2 separate regions of the Homo sapiens genome follow, and region 2 is linked to region 1. The links are chromatin contacts, found by Hi-C or POLR2A ChIA-PET in ENCODE. All regions are on one chromosome and are shown on one strand. Each heading gives the region's core, a stretch centred on a gene start or an enhancer-like site at or near the end of the contact. The rest is flanking DNA. Distances are from core to core; before and after follow the strand shown.

Region 1 (7,443 bases), core at 1,717-4,216:
CATTTGCTGTTTATTTGCTTGATTCCCAGGAGGGGAAGAGTAATTTTTTAATATTATACCTCCCATTTTCAAACTTTCTTGAATAAATATATGTAAATGTAAAAACAAATGGCTATACTAAATTACTGAATCTATACTAACCATATTTAACTACACTAAAACTATTTCTACCCAAAATGGAAAATTATCTCCTAATAGTATAAAACGTTGAGAACATCAAGCTAAACATGATAATGAATGAATCTGAGAAAATACCTCTGTCAACTTTCAAAACTTTATTCTGCAACATGCTATCTTGGTCAAGACAATTTATCACTCATAGCAGTAATGAAAAAGACCATTTAGCACTCCATTAAATCTAACATTCTTGAAAAGGTACTCATAATGGTGAAATGGTATAACTCAAATTCTAAGCATGAGCCTCCATTTCCCTTTCAAAATGTATCTCTTAGCACACAATTCCTGTTTACTGGATGTCTTTCTTCCTGTTCCATGACTCCACCCCTAATAGGACAAAACTAAAAACCTGAAGGAATCTACTTTTAGCACAGACATTCATTGAGGTATTTTCCATTTAATAAACAGGATGCAAAAGTTGTTTATGCTTGACAAAAATCTGTCCTCTTTGTTCACTGTCCACTTACTAACACTGAACAATGGGAAATCTCTTAACAAACCACATTTAACAAAAGATAACTTTAGAATAATTTTGAGCTTAATATCCCCGTAATAATTATATTTCAGGATTTAAAATTACCAAAACAACCTTTAAGGAAAAAAATTTAAAGTGCTACATTTTTTTTTTTAATTTCACCAGTATCACACTCCATGTATTTCAGAACATGCTGTATATATGACAGGTAAAGGAAATATTGCTCAAAATGCCTAAGGTTTTCATTTTTTCATTCTATGCTTTAAATGTGTGTCTTACATTATATAGGATGTCCTTCTCAAAGCCTTAATTATTACAGAAATATGATCTGAAATGAGATTGAAGAAACTGTATAGAAGAGGCTACTGGGGAAGCAACAATCCTTTTAATGGAAACACTTAATGGAGTCTGTCATTTGACTCGTGCATACCAAGTTTCTTTCACCCTTTTCCACACTGCTTCCTCATTGCACTTCCATGCTATTGTATGAATTCTTCACCTATGGGTACTGCTTTCACTGGACTGTGAGTTCCCTGCACTATGCCTTACCAATCTCTGCATCCCAAAGTACTTGGCAACACAGTGCCATACACACACGGTAGGTGTGCTCAAAAATATCTGGCATGTGACCAAGGGCCTCAAGTGTGCAAATGTGCCCTTCCTAGAGCTTTACACCATTATGACTTATGCCATATTCACCCATTCACTGAAAATGTTACCTAGTCAGATGCACCAAGTTGCCTGAGACTCTATTTCATGGAAAATTTACATCATCCTTCTGCTTTACCTATTTCAATTCGTTACTGTCCCCAGAAATTTCCTTCACGTGGTAGTTAAGTTGGGTATCCTTTCAGTGCCTATAAACTATAATTTAGGAGTACATGATTGGTATCCTTGCTCTGTAATTTTTGGTTCAAATGGTGTCAGAGAAGAGTTTTATGCTCCAGTGAGGTAAACAAGTAGACAAAAATATGCTTTAAGATTATTACACATTTCCTAATTCTTTCAATCACCCAAACTCAATATATAATTTCAAAATTATCTTGTCTACATCATTTTTTTAAAAAACATTCCCCAATGTAGAAATCATATTCTTTCACATGGATCTTTGTACTTCCCAAATGAGTCAATTAACCTACCACAAGAGATCATTTCACTTATTTAGTACCATCTATTTACTCAAGCCAAAGAGATATGAACACAGTAGAATTCTCTTAAAATTTGGCCTACATCCTAAGGTCTGAAATTACTCTTACCTCTCCCTACACCTGCTTAAATTTCAAAAGCTGAAAGAGATAAGGCTTTATTCAATGTGGCAGTGAAAACTATTACCAAACCAAATGCATCAGTATTAGTAACTTTAGCTGGATAACTTGGAAACACTAAAATATGAGCTTTATACTTTTCTACTTTCTATCAAAAAGGAAAAATAGTCTATATCAGTGCTTTTAGATGTTTTAGGTATAGATACCCATCTTATATGCATATGTGTGTGTGTTTGTGTGTCTCCATCCATTTCAAATCAGAGCTCCTTTCAGCAACGTAGGGGTGGTATAAAACTGGTACCAATGTAAAATCTCTATGGAGATACCTCTCATCCCAATACTTTCTTAGAGAAAGCTTGTGTCTCAGGCCACATGATGTGGTAAAATTAAACCATATTCATTAACATTATACTAATTAGTAATTCAGTCTGTGCGAAAGTCAATTATACCATGAAAATTAATAATGCAATAAAATCTTATGTGGACACATTTCTCCCACTCAAGAAAAGAATTTAAAAACCCTAGCTAGCACATTAGTTGAAAGCTAATTACAAATCACTAATTTTTTAACTCATTAAATCAATTCAAACAGGATAAAGAAATGTTTTTAAAGAATTACAGTTACTCTTTGTGCTTATAGGTAATTAGTTGCATGTATTTTTAATTTTTAAAACACTCTACCATGTAAGCATTTCAGAAATTTAACCTCCCTTCCCAGTAAGTTTAAATCTTTGCAGGTTTTTTTTTTTTTTTTTGCATTTATTTTTCACAAACTCATTCTCATTTCCTAGAATGATACCTCAGGTATAAATACCTAAAAAGGTGTGTTCTTTATTCTCTCTCACATACAAAAGAAGTGCAAAATAACCCCAGTATTAAAGATGCTACTATGGTTACATGTTATGGATTAAACTGTATTCCCCTAAAATTCATATACTGAAGCCCTAATCTCATGTGATAGTACTTGGAGATGGAGGCCTCTGGGAGGTAATCAAGGTTGGATGAGATCATAAGGGAGGGGCCCTGGTCCAGTTGGACTGGTGTTCTTATACAAGAGGAGAGACACAGAGCACCTGCTCTCCCTCTCCCTCTGCTCCTCCTACATTTCCCCTCCTATGAGCTGAGGAAAGGCTGTGTGAGGACACAGCAGGAAAGCAGTCTGCAGGCCAGGAGTAGGCCTTCACCAGAAAATGATACAGGCCAGAACCTTAATCTTGGACTTCTGGCCTCCAGGACTGTGAGAAAATAAATTTATGTTGTTTAAGCCACCCTGTCTATGGTATTTGGTTATGGCAGCCCAAATGGACTAATACAGTAAACTTCTTAAACCAAGGTAAGTTTCAAAAGAACTTTAAATGTAATCAAATGAATTTATAGGCCCACTGAACAGAGCCAAAATACAGTTACTACCAACCCCCCCACCTTTTCTGTTTACAAATAACCTATGATGATTATAAATTTACCTTCTTACACAGTTTTAGCACTAGCAACCAATGGCCATTAAGGACAGGAAGCCTAGGATCAAGGATGGCACTTTTCACAGTGGTCAGGAATACAGGCTTCAGGGAACAGTAGCCAGTTCAGGTGCAGGCTCTATTTTTTTAATGTCTATACATTTCCAAAAATTATTCCTTAAGGAAGGTTACCAAACTTTCTCATGACTTCATAAAATTATATTATATTCAAGTTCAGTTGAAAGAAAATAATGTATACTTCAAACACCAGAAACTATTATTAGAGTAAAATATATAATTATAGAAAACAGAACTGAAATTTACATTTCAATTCAATTCAACATATTCAACATTAAACACTTCTAGCATGTCAAGCAGTGTGCTAGGCATTCACATTGTTTAGAGAAAATAAAGACATTTACCTATACATAGATGTCAAATATGAGTTAAAAAGCATAGTAGCCTGAAATCCCTACCCAGTGAAGTCCAAACTACAGTACTTACTGGACATCTCCTCTTTGTATTACAAATAAGCATCCCAAACTCTCCTTGTTCTAAAGCTAAACTCCTAATCACTACCACCACCAGCAACACCCACTGTTCACCCTCTTAATCAAACCTGGTCTTCCTGAAGTCCTTTTCTCCAATAATTAACATCCCCAGCCATCCAGAAACTTTCAAGTCATCCTTAAGTCCTCTTTCTTTCACACCCAAATCTAATACGAATAATGACTCTGCTACTAATACAATTAATTTGGAGAACTGTGCCAAGTGAAAAAGTGGCGTTTAATAAAGTAACTTGTATCCATAACATATAATGAAACTCTCACAACTCAAGGAAAAACAACCATATTTTTTAAAATGCTAAATGCAATATCGTACACCTGGACTGGATCCTGGAGAAAAAGAAAACATTAGTGGAAAATCTGGCAAAATCCAAATAAAATCTGCAGTTAATGGTATTGATTCAATATTAATGTCTTACTTTTGACAAATGTACTTAAATTATTAACAGCAGGAGAATCTGAGTGTCAGGTATACATATGGAAACTCTCTGTACTATTTTGGCAATTTTTCTGTAAATCTAAATTTATTTCAAAACAAGGAATTAAGGCCAGGCACAGTGGCTCACGCCTGTAATCCCAGCACTTTGGGAGGCCGAGGCGGGCAGATTACCTGAGGTCGAGAGTTTGAGATCAGCCTAGCCAACATGGTGAAACCCCATCTCTCTAAAAATACAAAAATTGGCCAGGCATAGTGGTGGGCACCTGTAATCCCAGCTACTCAGGAGGCTGAGGCTGGAAAATCGCTTGAACCCGGGAGGCAGAGGTTGCAGTGAGCCGAGATCATGCCATTGCACTCTAGCCTGGGTGAAAAGAGCAAAACTCCGTCTCAAAAAAAGAAAAGAAAGAAATTAAAATGGGGACAAAATATTTGAAAAGATCTTCACCAAAGATATATGGATAGTAAGTAAATATATGAAAGGTTTTCACTGTTAATGATTAAAGGAAATGCAATCTTGTACATGAATGTTTATAACAGCATCATTCATAAGAGCCAAAAGGTAGAAACAATCCAAATGTTCATCAACTGATGAATGAATACACAAAACATAGTATTATCTATATAATGGAATATTACTTGGCCATAAAAAGAAATGAACTGGGCCAGGCGCAATGACTTACGCCTGTAATCCCAGCACTTTGGGAGGCTGAGGTGGGCGGACTGCTTGAGCCCAGAAGTTCGAGACGAGCTTGGGCAACATGGTGAAACACCATCTCTACAAAAAAAATATAAAAATTAGCTGGGCATGGTGGCACACACCTATAGTACCAGCTACTCAGGAGGCTGAAACAGGAGAATCACTTGAGCCTGGAAGATCAAGGCTGCAGTGAGCCATAATCACACCACTGCACTCCAGCCTGGGCAACGGAGTGAGACTCCTGTCTCAAAAACAAAAGGAAAAAAAATTAAAGAAATGAACTGCTGATACATGCTACAACATGGATGAATCTTGAAAACATTATGCTAAATGAAAGAAGCCAGTCCCAAAGACCACATATAAACTATTTACATGAAATGTCCAGAATAGGAAAACACATAGACAGACAGTAAACTGGTAGTTGCTTAGGACAGAAGGGATAGAGGATGAGGGTACAGGAATTTTCTTTTTGAGGTTGATAAAATGTCCTAAAGTTGACTCTGGTGATGGCTGCATATATCTAGGAATTTACTAAAAACCACTGATTATATACTTTAAATGGGTGAATTGTATGGTATGTGAATTATATCTCAATAAAGTTGTTTCTAAATTACAGAATTAAATACCATCACATGCCCATAAGATGACTTACAAAATAAAACTGACACGTGTAAGTGCTGACGAGGATGCAGAACTGAAACTTTTGTACATTGCTGGCAGAAATAAAATACAATATAGCTGCTTTGGGAAGGAGTTTGTTAGTTTTTCAAAAAGTTAAACATACACTTATCATATATCCTAACAATCTCACATTTAAGTATCTATCAAGAAGGGGAAAACATGTGTCCATATTAATATGTGAACATTTATAGCAGCTTCATTCATCACTGCCAAAAACTAGAGGCAACCTAAATATTCATCACTTGGAGAAAGAATAAACAAATTTCAGTACATCCATACAATGAAATACTATTCAGCAATAAAAAGAAGCAAACCATTGATACATACAACACTATGGCTGAATCTCAAAAGCTTGTGCTTAGTGAAAAAAGTCATGCAAAAAAGACTGTACACTATATGACTCCATGTACAGTACAAGACATTCTTAAAAAGGCAAAACTATAAGGATAGAAATCAGATCACTGGTTGCCAGAGACAGGCTAGACGGAGAGGACTGCCTACAAAAAGGCACAAAGGCACAAGGGACCTTTTCTGGGCAATGAAAATGTCTTAATTTTGATTGCAGTTGCAGTGGTGACATGACTGTATACAAATTAAAACTCACAGAATTGCCAGGCGTGGTGGCTCACACCTGTAATCCTGGCACTTTGGGAGGTCCAGGCGGGTGGATCACTTGAGGTCAGGAGTTCAAGACCAGCCTGGCCAACATGGTGAAACCCCATCACTATTAAAAATACAAAAAATTGGCCAGGCGCGGTGGCTCACGCCTGTAATCCCAGGACTTTGGGAGGCCGAGGCGGGCGGATCACAAGGTCAGGAGATCGAGACCATCCTGGCTAACACGGTGAAACCCCGTCTCTACTAAAAATACAAAAAATTAGCTGGGCGTGGTGGCAGGCACCTGTAGTCCCAGCTACTCGGGAGGCTGAGGCAGGAGAATGGCATGAACCCGGGAGGTGGAGCTTGCAGTGAGCCGAGATCATGCCACTGCACTCCAGCATGGGTGACAGAGCCAGACTCCGAAAAATAAATAAATAATATACAAAAAAGTAGCCACGCGTGGTGGCAGGCGCCCGTAATCCCAGCTACTCGGGAGGCTGAGGCAGGAGAACTGCTTGAACCTGGGAGGTGGAGGGTGCAGTGAGCTGAGATCGCACCACTACACTCCAGCCTGGGAACAAGAGCAAAACTCTGAAAAAAAAAAAAAATTCATACAACTTTACACTTAAAAAGGTTAATCTTACCATATATATTACAAGTTTATATTTTAAAAATAAAGGAAAAGAAATGCACTAATACAATGCTAGTAGTCCTGTAAGCCACTTCTACAACAACAAGCAAAATTAGAAATGCAAGCACACTTTGGCCCAGCAGAAATTTTGCAGGTCAGGTATGTGAGGGGTATTCATTGCAGCCCTGTGATATTCTGTAATGGTTAATCACACACACAGGAGCTCTTCATGTACTGATATGGAAAGATCAGTATACATCTTTCCAAACTATACTTTACATTAAATAAATAAAAGGGCAGATATGTATGTAGATATAACTTGAGAAGAAGAAAAATATGTTTTTATGGATCTGTGTATGAATTTTTTTAATTTTTGGGAAGAATAAACAAGCAATGAAAATCACTCACTACCAGAAGGGAACTGGGAGTTAGGCAGGTGTGGGAGAGGAAAGTAAGAC
Region 2 (7,443 bases), core at 3,037-5,536, 38 kb before region 1:
AGTTTCAACCTTCATTTCCCCTTAGTTGTTGGCTTTTCTTAAAATAATTAGTTGGCATGGAATTGCCTCTACCAGCAAAAAAACAGAAAGGCAAGTGAGTAAGAATGGGGTGCTGAGAAGTCCCGCTCCTCAAACCAACCTGAAATGTGCAACCATTAGTGAAAACTAAATATGTAGCATCACAGAGCAAGACTTTTCTCTTAAGATGCACAAAGAAATGTATGGCCTTCAGGGAGTTACACTTTTAGATTCTTTTTTTCTCTATGCAAACAAGAAACATTCATAGAAGGAAATTTCAACCAACAACTATAGAAAAATAATGCTGGAGAGTTAAATTACCTAGAGTGTCTCAATTTCCATTTTGGTCAAAAAACTATGACACACAAACTGAAAAATTTCTAACCTTCCCAACTGCACTTCCCAAGACAAATGAAATTCACATGACTACTACTATTTTAAAGGACTCTGAAAAAAAAGTAAGCTATTTTTTCCCCCAAATTCTCTAGTCATTGAGCACAAACAGGAACATGTTGCTTTAACCAGGAAGCAGCATTTTTTAGAACAATAAGTCTTTCGTTTTACCCTAGGAAGGACATCCTTTTTTCAAAATAGATGCTACTTGAAAGTAGACTGAAGTTATAAAACCATGGTAGCACATTGGACAAAGATATTGATAAACCAATAAAGCTTTCCCTTTTTTTGTCCCAAATGTAAACCAGATTCAAAACCCAAAAGCATCCTTTAAGTACTTTAGGGGGGTGATTGTTCACAACCTATCCAAGTCAATCCTCTTGCTCAAAGTCTGTTAACATAATACATGCTAGGTCAGGCGTGGTGGCTCACGCCTGTAATCCCAGCACTTTGGGAAGCCGAGGCGGGTGAATTGCCTGAGGTCAGGAGCTCAAGACCAGCCTGGCTAACATGGAGAAACCCCCGTCTCTACTAAAAATACAAAAACTAGCCGGGCGTGGTAGTGTGCACCTGTAAGCCCAGCTACTTGGGGGGCTGAGGCAGGAGAATCGCTTGAACCCGGGAGGTGGAGGTTGCAGTGAGCTAAAATCGCGCGGCAGCACTCAAGCCTGGGTGACAGAGCGAGACTCCGTCTCAAAAAAAAAAAAAAAAAAAAAAAAGCATAATACATGCTAATGGGAAAGAAGTCAGAGGGAGAGTACCCCACATCCTGGGCTCTCTAATTTCTCCTTAGAGACTCATTCAGAATATATAACGGGCTTCATAGCAAACTTACAATTCACTTACAACTAGCTTTTAGTTTCATTTGTTTGCAGCATCAAGATCTCACTAACAATGTACAGTATGTCGTAATATGATCTTTGGAGAACTGAGAGCAGATTAATATTTCTCCACCTCCTCTCCTGACTGCCTGCCCATACCATATGCTGGTGCAATCCCTCCTATCCTGTATAGACTCTTTGCTGCTTGTACACAACAAAAAATAATGGGGTGGGGGGATTATGTTCCACTGCAGCATGAGAAAAAAGACATATCTTTTTCCTTTAAAAGGGGTTTTGTTTCATATATGAACCTACATATTTAACTGTATTTGGAAGTGGATTGATTCCTTTAAAAAGTCTTTCTTAATGGTCAAGGAAACTGAGGCCAAGACTGTGTCATAATTAGCAGGCCTATGGAGGTTGAGGCCTAAGTGGTAAATGTCTATGGACTTAAACATAAGGAGGAAGAGAAAGGAGCATCTTGCTTAAAGCGACACTGGTCACAGGACCAGAACTGTCCTGATGCCAACATATTCTTCCTTGTTGATCCATCAGAGAGAGGAACTTGGAAAGATAAAAATGAAATTTATCCTTTTGGGCAAAAGATCACTAGCAATGAATTAGAGAGTTACGTCTTGAACATTATTAATAACGGGGTTAAAAGCTAGATTATCCAATGCTCAAATTCACATCTATACCCAAATGGTGAAGGGGCAGAAAAGGGGAAGTTCTGCAAGTTTCATTATGTTTATTGATACGGTATGGTTAAGTGGATATGCTATGGTTAAGCTGCAGTGTTTTATTTAGGAGATCTCAAATACTTCTACACTAAAACATACAAAAGAGCTATCCTAAGAAGGAGAGAGATGTAATAAAAGGAATACAAGCTTTGGAGTCAGATGGGCAGAGTTCAAATCCTGATCCCCACCACTCCCTAGCTGTGTGACCCTGGGTTTGTTAGTGAGACCATATTTGCAAAAGACGGTGAATAATATCTATGCAACTAGGCTGTGTGGCTGAAATTACACATAGTTTCAGTACTGATAGTTTCATGGCAAAATCAGATCCTGGAAAAAAAGGTGATTGAGTTCACTGCCAATGAGATCTGAATAAAAGCACAAGTAATCCTAAGAATATAAAATTTAAAATATTCCTGAGACACTATATATATCAGAATTTTTACAAATTAATGTATCCTTTTATGATGTGTCTGTATGCCAAAAAAAAAAAAAAAAGTTGAATGAATTCTTATAATACTTATAAGGGTCCCTAAATTGTCTGTTTTATAAATCCAGATTTTTATATTAGGTTTAAAGAGAAGTGTACCTGACATATATTTTATCACATCTGTTATAAATATACTTTCCAAATGACATTGGTAAGAAATCTCATATCCTTAAGATTGAGAAAGAGGAGAATGGGGAAATTTTCCAATTTGAAAACAGCCACTTAATTTTTCCTCCAAGAAAGATTGGCTAGGAACATATTTAAGACTGGCAGAGCTGGACAACAAACTGTAAGTATTTTCCTCTCTAATGTAAGTTTACCTTCCATAGCTCAAGACTGTTTTACAACACTTAAAATGAAGTCGTTAAAAAAAATTCTGCATGCATTCCATTAACATTTGGACCTACAGACTTTCTACCTTTAAAACATTCCTTATAATATTTACACTTCACTCTTAACATTGTTTAAAATTACAAGAGGTTTCCCACAAGTTTCAGGTCACATTGGAGTTACTGAAACTGACTTTGAAGACCTAATTTAATTTAGCACCGTTCTTGGATATTTTTTCATCTGTGGATGGTATTAGAAAACAAATTAAAATTTTGTATATATTTTCTTCCAAAATATATCCACACAACTGAAGTATTATTTGAAAAAAACCTGTTATATTGAAGTAATTCAATATAACACATCAGTAGCATATTGTCAGGTTAAACCTTTTTAACATTTTTTTGCAGTATTTCCCAAAATATGCCCCACAGTACCTTGTCCTATACAACATTGTATAGCATATATTTCTGCCAGGTTCACAAACTACATTAAAGTTCATGCAGGAGAGGGACTAATAACTTTACCCACGAATTTCCCAAACAAGGCTAATGCTGTCTTTGAGGTGGGGGCGGAGGGTGCCTGTTACCTCCAGAGCACGTATCTGCTAACACTGTGTCAAGCACACCATGTTCAAACCACCTCGTTCCAAGGCTCCCCACACTGGAATGAAACCCAAACACCAACAACCTCTTGTACCCTTTCCACATGATGACCAGCAGTCTTTGGGTACAGCCTAACACAAAGTCCCTCCAAACACTCTTCCATCCTCCTCTGCTCCAAGACCCCATTTAACACTGGCAGTGAACACTTCCTTTCTGAGCCTCTAAAGTTCTTACCACCTTGACCATTCACATTAGGGCCTTCACATGTGCTCTATGTGGGCACTTTAATAGGTTTGTATTTTATGTCCTCGATCAGAGAAGCACCTTGAACAAAGACACTCGTCTTCTCTTACATCTCTTTCTCAGCTCTGCATCTAGCAACGAACGGTGGATGTGCTGGGTGCAAAGAAAGAAAAGGGCAACATTCCTGCAGGGGTGGTGGTATGCATGATCTTAAGCACTCCCTGAGAACAGGGAGAGAAAGAAATGCAGGAAATGTGTTTTCAATCTGTGTGTTACGGCTTCAGAAAACTCACACCTATACAGGCTGAAATAATTCTGTAAATAACCACAAGGTGGCAGACTGGACCAACCGTCCTTCCTAGAACCCAAAAGCAGTCGCCGGTCTCGCAAGTGAGTCAACACAGAGATGGGGGTTTAAAGCATTCCTGAAGATCATCTTAAAGAATATGATGATTCCTTTCTCTTTATGTCCCTGACGAAAAGGGGCAGGAAGTCGGGAACAAGTCCATCAGCACTCCTATTAAAACTGTTTAACTTCTATCATCCTTAGCAGGGAAATGTTTATTTTAAAACAGCCTCCCCAGATCTTTGTAAAGCACCAGAGCAAATAAAACAAAAATGTCATATCACCAGCCTGCTGAGGTGCTTTGTGCATCCGAGTGACTCATACCCCAGAGTTACATCATCACATACTTTTGAACAATGTAAGAAAAAAAATCCATAGCAGAGTGTATGGTTTTCAAAAAAAAAATTATTATTTTAGAGTTACAATAATTACTTTAACCCTAAATCATATGAAGGCAAAATACTGTTTCTGAACTTACTAATTTACACCCAAAAGAAAAACAATCTCCTAGGATTGTGATTTCATTCAAATTCACATCAAAGCCCAGGAAAACCTGATAATGACATTACTGGTCATTGCTGATAAGGCCCTCGTATATTTCTTCAGCCTCGGATTCCTAAACATTATAAGACACATGTATGGCTTAAACTTTATTAAGACATATGTATGGCTGAGTGCAGCCATATATGTAATCCCCACAAATGGCTTGAGTCCAAGTTTGAAACCAACATGGGAAACACAGTGAGACCCATCTCTATAGAGAAAAAAGAAAACAAAATTAGCCAGGTGTGGTGACGAGCACCTGTGGTCCCAGTTACTGGAGAAGCTGAGGTAGGAGAATCACTTGAGCCCGGGAAGTTAAGGCTACAGTGTGCTGTCACTGTGCCAATGCACTCCATTCTGGGCAACAGAGCAAGACCCTATCTCAAAAAAAAAAAAAAGAAAGAAAGAAAAGACATGTATGAAGAATGCTAGAAGTAAATTATAAAGACTCAAGTCATTCCCTGTTTGTCTAAAACTTCTTCAGGTTTCTTTTCCAGAGGAAAAAAATAAACAAATCAATCAAAAAACTTCCTCAAGTGTTTTCCACTGAAAAAGGCATGCTTTTTTAGACTGAGTTTTTGAACAATTCCTAAACTTGAGACAAAGGTGATTAGTAATTACCTCATTAATTAGCCATAAAAATTACAAAACAGACTTGTAAATTACAACAAAACACTCTTTTATCCCATTCGTCTTCTAATTCAAGTTGGTGTCAGGGAGCCCCAGAGCAGTCAAGTGTCAAGGGACAAGAGCTGAAGAAGGTACCAAGTACTTCATAAATTTTAAGGGACAGATGAAGTATCATCTATAATCTGCATTCTCAAAGAGTTTATCTCTCATTGAAGAAAACACAAGGGTTAAATGATATAGTCACAACAGAAGTCACAGGCAGTTTTTATGATTACCAACTGGGTGTTATGTTTAGCAACCTAAAATGCATACTATGCACCATGTTAATTGTCACGTCCCTGGGAAAAATGATCCCGTAAGCAAGTTTCACTTGTTAAGTTACGATTTTTCATTAGAAGAAGCAACAATTTAGTTTTCACCAAAAACTCATTTTGTTAACAAATAAGAAAAGAGAAAGTGTCCAAAATCAGTTCGCAATTCCTGTTTTCAAGAGTCAGTATAAATATTTCCCCTTCAGAACAATGTATTACACCACCAAGCCTACAGCTTCCCAGAATTGCCATCTCTTAGGCAGCAAAAATACATTTAACAAAAGATATCTTCATTTTAAAAGTATCTTATTTTAATAGACTCTCAGACTGCAATATTTGTAGTCAAATTTTAATTTACATGTGTAGATTAACATACTATATTTGCACTGGTTTTTTCCATCAAAAGTTAGCAGGCTGTGAATGATTACATTTAACATTTAAGTAAAACAACCAAAAACAGAAATCAGCTGCGTATACACACAGAGAACAGAGGCACAGACATACACTCTCTCTCTAATAAAATGATTCCTGAACTATCTTCAATTTCAATTAAAAAATAACATCAACCAAACACCTTCCCCACAAATTCTCCTCTATCAGTAGAGTTAAAACCTTCAGCTTGGTGTTCAATTCATTTCCCAAATACAGTCTGGCTCCAGTTAAACCTCCTAGAAACCTTGTTGAGCTGGGGGTGGACAGACAGGGGCTGCTATACATCATTCCACTGAACTCCTATCTCCGCAACAAAGGGCCATAGAGTCTGCACAAATCACCCTCAGGAAACCTCAAGTTTCTAATACCAACCTAATTCCAGAGGCACTATCAACAGCACTCATTTTGAACATTCACTGTACAAATCTCAATAGTCCTACCACGGTAGAGTTTAGATAGTCTTAATAAAAGCAAAGCGGAATAGGTCACTGAGGACACCAGTTCTTTATTGCCTCTTAGCAAAAAAGAAGTACTCTTTGAATGGAAGGTTTTAAATATAGAAAATTTCATTGTAGCCATTTTTCTAGGACAAAAGACAAAAATAATTTGACATCTGTTTTTCCCATCTTGAATGTTTTACCAAGGAGTCAACCACCAATAGTACTACTTATTCTCAAATTTTCTATTTCTCAAGAGGACAGGAGAAGCAAATGAGAATATTCGACATATGTAATTAAAGCCTTCCACTATTGGTCAGAAAATGAGCTAAAATGCTAAAGAAATTTTAGGTCTGTTCAAAATTGATCTCTTTTAGACCTATCCATGAAAGGTGAAGGAGCAGAGAAGAGGAATAGTTTATCCAATCAGATAAACTATTTAGGGAAAGGGTGCAGAGGAGGGCAGTTACAGAAAATGCTGGGTATTACTGAATTTCAAAGAAGAATCAGAGACTTAAAAATATGTAAAAATATGTATTTTCTAATCAAGTGCTCCACTAGAAGGGACAGCAAGTTATAGTTTCTGAAGTATCTCACCTTTCAATACATGTTTTGAATTCTCCTTTGAAGCTAAGAATCTCACTTTACTTATCCTACTGATAACTGTTCTACCTCCCCCACTTACAGAGGAAGTAGCATGCGTGCATTACAACTTAAAATTGTACATGTGTACATTTGATTTATATGACAGACTCCATCACATTCATAAATAAGTAGACCTTTACCTTCACAACATTGATACTCTGACATCCCACCCCCAACATTTAAAGCCCTCAGATCATCATTACCAAGATTCTCCAGAAATCAGAAGGAAGCAAAGAGCCCTTGGGGTGGTAAGAGTGAATATCCTATGAAGTCAATTACTGCAGAGCAGCCATCACAATCAGAAAGGAACATGAATAGGGAAGGTAGGAGAACGGTTCCCAACTTCACATTTCCTAAAATACTTGTGCATAACTTAAAATGTGTGTTGCCTCAGGGCCAGTGTTATAAAGGGTGGTTGGGTCTATCAGCTACTGCATCCGAGAACTACAGGACCCATACAGGAAG

The links. A loop is a pair of places that touch in the nucleus more often than their neighbours do. ChIA-PET counts read pairs that join two places held with the same protein, here RNA polymerase II (POLR2A). Pooled maps may share reads with other maps.
Region 2: a loop to region 1 is called in a map of psoas muscle, with 7 times the contacts of the local background. The contact joins two enhancer-like sites. A Hi-C loop is called at or near these places in 2 of 168 maps with a recorded cell type or tissue (Caco-2 and psoas muscle) and 3 of 50 pooled maps. POLR2A ChIA-PET finds 5 or more read pairs at or near these places in 2 of 52 experiments (A673 and CD8-positive, alpha-beta memory T cell).

Annotation. Positions count from the first base shown.
Region 1 is chr4:159,132,939-159,140,381 of GRCh38, reverse strand. The region is part of intron 1 of RAPGEF2 (Rap guanine nucleotide exchange factor 2); the gene reads right to left. Among named protein-coding and RNA genes, the nearest start is that of MIR3688-1, 7.8 kb to the right of the region's middle. Within about 2 kb of position 2,966, at least 2 of the 41 ENCODE cell types and tissues checked have a DNase peak (open chromatin) inside an H3K27ac peak, as active enhancers do.
Region 2 is chr4:159,172,239-159,179,681 of GRCh38, reverse strand. All of the region lies in intron 1 of RAPGEF2 (Rap guanine nucleotide exchange factor 2), which reads right to left. Among named protein-coding and RNA genes, the nearest start is that of MIR3688-1, 47 kb to the right of the region's middle. RefSeq lists an enhancer at 3,564-4,296. Within about 2 kb of position 4,286, at least 14 of the 41 ENCODE cell types and tissues checked have a DNase peak (open chromatin) inside an H3K27ac peak, as active enhancers do.